2 separate regions of the Mus musculus genome follow, and region 2 is linked to region 1. Evidence: chromatin loops called from intact Hi-C (ENCODE). Cell type or tissue: heart. All regions are shown on one strand.

Region 1 (4,000 bases):
CTCTCCCCAAAACATGTTAAGATAAAAATAATAATTTTTGAAAGTCCCATTTGTGTTGTCAAACTCCCAGTGGCCTGTCCCTGAGAGAGAACTGAGTCCTTTGCCTTCCACAACCCTGCCAGAAGCGTCAGTTATGGAGAGCTACACCTCAGCACCCTATCACACTGTTGTAAGAGTTCTCTTCACTGGCTTCCTGACGAGGCTGTTACTTTTGCGGGGTAGTTGGGGTGGGTAGAGGTTGTCACAGAAGCCTTCCATGTCCCTTATTTCAACTGTGTGTCTTCAGTCATCCATATCACAGCAAAAGAAGCCTCCTTGCTCTTCACAGCCAGTGGGGGATGGGACTGGGCACACATGGCATGGTATGGATGACCAACCCAACACAGACTGATGGATCACAGGGTCCACGTGGTTTCTGGCGACAGCACAGACCACAAACATAGCTCCCCTCTGCAGTAGGACCCCTGGCCCAGACAAGCCCTGACAAGCCCCGAGAGGCAGTGGGGCGCAGAGTTGTTAACACGGCCTGCAGCTGTAGCAGGCCTGTAAACATCAATGCATCTTCAGGCTGCAGCACAGACCGCCGACATCCTCATGGTGGCCACTTTCTGTAATCTTCCTGTAGATGTGCCTCCAGTTCATGAAACCTTAACCCAGTGCTTCTCAACCCACGACACCCATAGGGGGTGTTGACTGATCCTTTCACAGGGTCACCTGCGACCATCAGAAAACACAGATATTTACATTATGAGTCATAACAGTAGCAAAATTACAGTTATAAAGTAACAACAAAAATAACTTTATGGTTACAGGGGGTGGGGAGTCTCACCACAATATGAGCAACTGCATTAAAAGGTCACAGACAGCATTAGGAAGATTGAGAACTACTGCATTAGCCAAAGAAAATGGCTTTCTTCCTAGTGATCTGGTCTTTAAGAAGGCAAGGGAATATTAAAGTAAAACCCTTTCCAATATCTGGTGGTTGCAAGGACCTGTAATTTAACCACCAGTGTTAACAGGGCAGGCTGTCTGGGGAAAGATACATTCAGCTCCCAAAAGAGTCCTCTGAGGGCCTACTGTGTCTGAGACAGCTGGCTCCTCATTGTGTCCTCATGGTGGGAGAGGCTAGGAGCCTCCCCTCACACTTGTCCCCCAACTCTGCAAAGTCCAAAGTCTCTCACCACAGGAAATCCCATAGAGTAAGCGGTGAGGAAGAGAAGGCTGGGACTTTCTTATGAACAATTAGACTTCCTATACCCAGACAGACACTGCCAATGGAAACACTATTGGCCCAAACTGCCGTTAACCGCCTGATCTGGTGGGCATCATGAACAGCTTCATTTTAAACAGACATAAGCCCCAGCAGTGACAAGGAGGCCTGAGGGTGTCAATCACTTTATCTGCTCACTGACAGTGCCTGCAGGTGTGGAGAATGCTCCAGATGTAAGCAGGAAACTGCTTTGGAATCCATCAGCCCCAGCACTGAGCTCTCAAGGTTGGAAGAGGTGCTCAGAATTGAACTGGGGACAATGAGGTCCTGTGCTCCCCTGGAAGGGCAAGGCCTAGCATAAGAAGGCCTGAGGTCAGATTGTGCTGGCAGCTCTGACCCGGTGGGGACAGAAGACTCAGCTGTGCTCATAGAGGGATTCGCCTTTTTCTTTTCTTTCTCCTGCACCTCCTAAGGAAGAAAGTGTTTTTCTTCCTGCTCTTCAGGGGATGGCAGAAGTTGAAAAGGAATATATTTATAGCTGGTAGCGAACTTAGGGTCTCAGCATCAGGTCTAGTAACCTCCTTCCATGACCGCATCTGAAAAGGGTGGGGTGGGGAGCAGCAGAGGCACAAGGGAGGAGGGTGCCTTGAGCTGAGACAGTTTGCTGGGTAGTTCTCTATCATCTTGAAACAGATTAGCGTCATCCAAGAGAAGAGAACCTCAATTGAGAAATGCCTCCATAAGATCAGGTTAAAACAAGCTTGTAGGGCATGATCTTAATTAGTGATTGGTGGGGGAGGGCCCAGCCCACTGTGGGTGGGACACCCCTGAGCTGGTGGTCCTACGCTCTATAAGGAAGGGCTGAGCAAGCCATGAAGATCCAAGTCAGTAAGGGGCACCCCTTCGTGGCCTCTGCACCAGCTCCTGCCTCCAGGTTCCTGACCTGTTTTGAGTTCTGACTTCCTCTGAAATATGAACAGAAATATGGAAGGGTGGGCCAAATAAACCCTCTCCTCCCCCAGTTGCTTTGACCATGGTGTTTTATCACAGCAATAAGAAGCCTACCTACAACAGATAGGAAGTTGATTTATGTTTGTGGAATGGATTGAAGTAGCCCCCAAGTCTCTAGCAAGATTAGTACTTCTCTCAGAAAACAGAACCTCACAGGAAAAGGAAGTGTTTGACGGCTGGAAAACGCAAGGGTCTGGCGCCACCTAGTGTCTTTTCCTGCAAGGGGCTGTTCTGCCTACGATGAGAGACAAGAGTTTGGTGGGAGATGCTGAAAAGCCACAGTCCTGATATGTCTCAGACAAGGTTGTTGGTGGAGGGGAAGGAAGCAGGAGTGACTCAAACGTAATATTTAGAGTCCAAGTCTCAATAGATTGGCTCACACTAGAAAAAACAAACAAACAAACAACTTGGTGCAATTTGATGGCTCCCGTGTTTCTCATTTTCAACCCAGTTTTTTAGAGCTCTCAGAACCAGTACACGGGCTGTTTACAGATTCCTCAATCTGCTTGTCACCGACCCCCTCAAATCTTGACCGTCAGCTTCAATGATGCCAAGTTCTGGCTCAGCACCTGACTACCCTCTAACTTTAATGTTACAGCCTCTGTGTGCTGTTTCCTGTCATTAACTTATTTATCATTCAGAGAAATGGCTGCAGAGTGGCTATTAGTACCCTCCGTTCCACACATGAGAAAAACCAGTGCTGGGGAAGGGAGAAGGTATCTGACTGCCCCACATGACTACACACGCACGTGCATTTTTCAGGGGTGGGAAATACTGGTGTGTGTGTGTGTATATGTGTGTGTGTGTGTGGTGTGTCTTGGGACATATTCTCCTCAGATAAGAACTGCTGCAGGTGAACACATGTGCTGTGGAGCTCTGCAGGGTGTGAGGTGCATGCGGGTGTGGGGGAAGGATCGGTGTGAGGGTGTGAACATTGTAGAGCTCAGGGGGCACCCACTGTGCCCTTTCGTACCCCCCGCCCCCCGCACAAAGAAGTTTATCTTCTTCAAAATGGATTCCAAAACACAATACAACCTCCACACACCCCCTCACAGACCACACACACACACACACACACACACCCCACAAACCCAACCTCCACACACATCCCCGAAGACCACACACACACACACACACACACACACACACACACACACCAGTGTTTCCCACCCCTGAAAAATAATCAGTGTTGCTTATTTTTTAGAGTTAAACTGGAAGACAGCTTTTCCAATAAAAGTGTGGTGGCCGGGACTGCATGCACGTCCCTTAGCGGAAGCGGGACAGGCAGAAGCAGGACGCTCTAGTCAGCATGTGTGATTTGCAGGAGGAAGGGCCCCAGAGGCTATTTCCTGTGTCGCTGGAAGGACACAGAAGGGAATTGTCTGTGGCTATCCAGCAAGGCTAATGCAGCCACAAGTCAGCAGTGCACCCCAGCCCTCACAGGAAGTACCACACACAGATACAGCTTGGCATCCCCTCTCCTGATACACCCACTTTGAAAATCTCCTGATTCTTCACAGGCTTTTTCTAATTTAAGACGCCTCCACCAGCTTGGCAAATGTCGAGCTTCTCCACTACAGAGGAAATGGCTTGGAGAGGCTCCAGAGGAACAAAGGCCTCATTAGGATCAGTCACTTATTCTGAGTACACATGGCCAAGAATCTTTATTGATGATCTCATATACAAATGCAGTGGTAATTAAGACCATAATGCAAATGACTTTAGCTTAGTAACTCCCTCTGTAAAAGAAATTTGCAAAATTAAGTCTGAGATTTTCGA
Region 2 (4,000 bases), 100 kb after region 1:
AAGGATTTACAGAGGTGGATGAGGAAGAGGTGAGGCGGGAGTGATGGATGGCTCAGTGGTTAAGAGCACTTCTTGCTCTTCAAAGAACCTGGGCTCAATTCTTAGCACCCACATAACAGCTCACAACTGTATATAACCGCAGTTCCAGCCCATCAAATGCCTGCCTCTATCTTCCCACAAGTACCAGGCATTTATACAGCATACAGATAAACATGCAGGCAAAACACCCAAACACAGAAAATATTTTTTTTAATTCATATATAAATCAGGAAAGAGAAGAACTAAATTTTTAATTTACTGAAAGATTAATATGCAATAGCCAAATAACATATTTCAGGTACAAACTGGATTCTTAGTAAGATAAATGATATGTATAAGCCCCAAACAAACGATCTCAATTAACTCTAGTTGGTCAGAGCCTATTTCCTGCCCCTTTCTAGTTAGTGGCCATTGATTGGTCATGGCTGAACAGCTAGGGCGCATGGTAAACTCTCAGACTGGGCTTGATTCTTTTCCAGTGTGGAATTAGAGTGATTGTGAGTTTACTGTGTTTCAAGAATGCTCATTGCATTGCTGAACACCTCTTCTACGTGTTGAAGTTATCTCTTAATAGCTACAAATCACTTGTTCTAATCCTATTGTTTGGAGCTCGGTAGATCAAGTTTATGTCATACTCCACATCAAATCTCTTCAACATCAGAAGATAGTCATTATGTACCATCTCCTAGATAAAAGCAATATTTCTTCCAAGTATTTCTTAGATATTATGGTTAAGGGGTTTGAACCATTCTAGATGTTACATAGCTTTCCCCTTGCTTGTTCTCAAGTTATAGCCTATATATTCTACAATGTAGAATCCAGCTGTCAAGCATAGCACAGAAGACATTGTTCCACTGGAAAAGAATGGAGCCCAGTCTTCGAGTTCACCATGCTCCTTAGCTGTTCAGGCATGACTAATCAATGGCCACTCTCTTTCTTGTATAACTAAAATCCTTTCAAGTCATGATGACTAATTCACTGAAGCTGACAACCCACCCAACCCAGATGATTCCTAAATGTCCTATAATGATGCCACTGTTTAAAATTTCCCCAATTACACAACTGTATGTTTGTAAATCATAATTTAATGAGAACAAAAGTCATAGTTAAGTACAAAAGTATTTCCAATTACCTATGTGTGCATTTGTTCATGTCTACATGTATATCTTTGTACACATCTATACATGTGGACCTGTACAAGCATGCCTTGATCCTAACTAAAAAAATAGAGATATCATGAAGAAAATATTACACTGACCACAGGAACCCTTAAACAGTGGATCCCAGTTGTTGATACATACTGGCGTTGTTTTATAGATACCCATTCATTTTGCCTCTAAAATGTCAGAAAAATCTACTTTATCCCAAATTATATAAAATTTCAAATCTGTTGCTTGTGGTGTCAGTCACCTCCATTTTGGCCTCAAAGGCTGAGGCAGGAGAATTATGAGTTCAAGGCCAGCCTGGGTTACACAGTGTGTCTGGCTACACAGTGAGGCCAACCTGGGCTATATAATGAGACAAGAAGAAAGAGGAGGAGGAGGAGGGAGGACAAGAAGGGAGGAGAAGGAGAAGGGAGGAGGAGGAGAAGGAAAAGGGAGGAGGAGGAGAAGGAGGAGGAAAAGGGAGGAGGTGAAGGAGGAGAAGGAAAAGGAAAAGGAGAAGGAAAAGGAAAAGGGAGGAGGAGGAGAAGGAGAAGGAAAAGGAAAAGGAGAAGGAAAAGGGAGGAGGAGGAGAAGGAGGAGGAGGAAAAGGGAGAAGGAGGAAAAGAAGGAGAAGATGGAGGAGGGGGAGGAGGAGGAAGAGGAGGGGGAGGGGGAGAAAGAGAAGGAGGAGGAGAAGGAGAAGGAGAAGGAGGAGGAGCAGCTGGAGAAAACCCTAAGGAGAGCACATATAGGTAGGTTGCTGATAGGCAAACCCACTATATTGATAGCTCTTCCCATATTGCTTTCAAAGATGAGAGCAGTGTCATGGGCTCATCCAGGCAGGATAGTTTTTAATATAGAACTCTAGTTCCAGAGGAAGTCTGTTAAGTGGGTGTGGGAAAGTTTGTGGGAAGAAATGAGAGGAAGTCTATAGTCTAACACTTCTCTCGATTCCCAGGATCTGCAGCCTGAGAGACAGGAATGGAAATCCTAGTTGCTGCTGGCCACCTCTGTGTGGTTGCTGTTTTTAGCAGCTTGATCTGGACAGAGTGGACAGGCCAGAGGACGATGTCAGTGTGTGACTAGGAACACTGAGTAAGGGAAGAAGAGCACACTGAATGTTTCATGTCTAAAACCCCTTGACATTAAATTATGACGCCATTTACAGCCTCTTTCTTTATCAGGAGCAAGTGCTGTATATCAAGATTTGAAAAACAAAACAGGCAACAGATCTCTTCGGGGATCTCTTCCTTCCAGAAGATAGTGAAAGAAATAAGATATCCTTTTTGGATCCATAAAAGTCAGAGCAACAAAAAGGCAATGTGCACTGTGTCCGAGTGCCCTGCGTAACTCTGCTCTGCTGTCTATTAGCTGTATTCCCTTTAGCTGTCATTCCTATAACATGATTTTCATTAGGTGAAGTGCACATTTCACACACAGTAAGCTACAAGACAGAACATGAGGACAGCTTACCAGCACCGCAAGGCTCAAAGGCCCTGCCAACCTATGCAGTGTGTTGTATCTAAATAAGAGCCAGAACTGCTTTTAAGAATTGAAGATTGCCACTTTTTATTTCTGTTTCCTTTCTTCTCATGATGGTTGAGATCATTTTTTTCTGGAACTTCCCCTTCTTGTGCCAAGGAGACAACCACTTGCTCTATGATTCTCCATGGCTCCATAGCGACCCCACATTCTTCTTTACACTCCTACATTATGAAAGCTGAATGCATCTGTCATTTGATCAATGCACAAGGATCCCTCAAGAGGTTAGTAAGTGTCCTCTCTGTGAAGTGCCCTTCCCTTTTAAGCAATGTTATAATTTGACTTTCGAGAACCACTCAGAGTGGAAGGAATGATTAGACAGGCCCATACATAACCTTTGCCCATCCCTTCCAGAGCAGCTTGACTATAAATATACAAGATGTGCCTTAGAGTCAACAGGAAATCACCTAATGATTCTCACTTCCAGGCTCTCAAGAGCCCTTCTCCTAGAAAGCACGGTTAATGTGTTGGTTTCTGCACCATCCTTTCTAATAACAGGCAGAGGCTGTTATCCCCAGATAGAAAAAAAATTCTAGTAACACAAAGTAATCCAGGTGGGAGTCTCTCTTGCCTTCCTAACTCTTTCCTCACCACCTATAGGATTCTATAGGCTCAAGTCATGAATGTGCAGCAAGTTTTAAGAATCCTAGCTCACCAGAAGGACAAGCTGTTTAGAAATTAGGTCACATTGTAGGGCTCTCTGCCAGACTCTTGCACAGGAATAGGAACATCACTGCCAGAAGTATCTTTGAACACAAAGAACATTAATGGATAACGTTGTTCTGTTGGGAAACGCTGAACAGCTATATCCCTTGTATGAGGGGTCATTTGGAGTAAAAATTTCCAGACAAAAATAAAGTGACTCGGTAGAATGCTTTCAATGTCTGCCTTTATAAAATAGGTTATTTCTTTATTTATTTTACTATTATAACTTATGTTTTCTGTGAATTCCATAGAATGAACTAAAAGGTATAAGATAAATAGATGAACCCCTGTTGTTTCCTTTCTCCTGTCTATTATCCCATTGCTACATTTCTTCTGATATATATATAAAATCAAGAATGACTGTTGAAGAATTTTGACTCCTTTAGTTCAGTCCTTCAGCCTCTCCATACACACACACTTAAAATATGGTATGGATGTGATGATTTAGATTTCACAATCCATTCAGGAGGGGAAAGGATACAGGGCCAGTCATCCAGTCAGGATTTCATGTTATCAAGTGGCCTTTGCACACACAGTTCCCTGCTCTTATCAGGGAAAAGAACCAGCTC

Evidence for each region. A loop is a pair of places that touch in the nucleus more often than their neighbours do. Peaks named below come from ENCODE experiments on the same cell type or tissue, not always from the same donor. Only the 100,000 strongest peaks of a DNase experiment are listed, where the experiment ranks them.
Region 2: it touches region 1 in a loop (2.4-fold over the local background); 6 of 42 quality-filtered maps call a loop at or near these places.

What each region holds. Positions count from the first base shown.
Region 1 is chr11:20,911,720-20,915,719 of GRCm38, forward strand. It overlaps Gm46273 (a long non-coding RNA gene), which reads right to left. Exons shown (of 2, transcript XR_001780166.2): 2 at 1-714. Among named protein-coding and RNA genes, the nearest start is that of Gm32293, 3.6 kb to the right of the region's middle. In heart, a CTCF peak has its summit at 2,431 (motif pointing left); DNase peaks (open chromatin) are centred at 2,422 and 3,592; H3K27ac peaks cover 2,587 bases.
Region 2 is chr11:21,012,301-21,016,300 of GRCm38, forward strand. No RefSeq gene overlaps it. Among named protein-coding and RNA genes, the nearest start is that of Peli1, 77 kb to the right of the region's middle. In heart, no CTCF peak of the experiment used is centred here; a DNase peak (open chromatin) is centred at 2,191.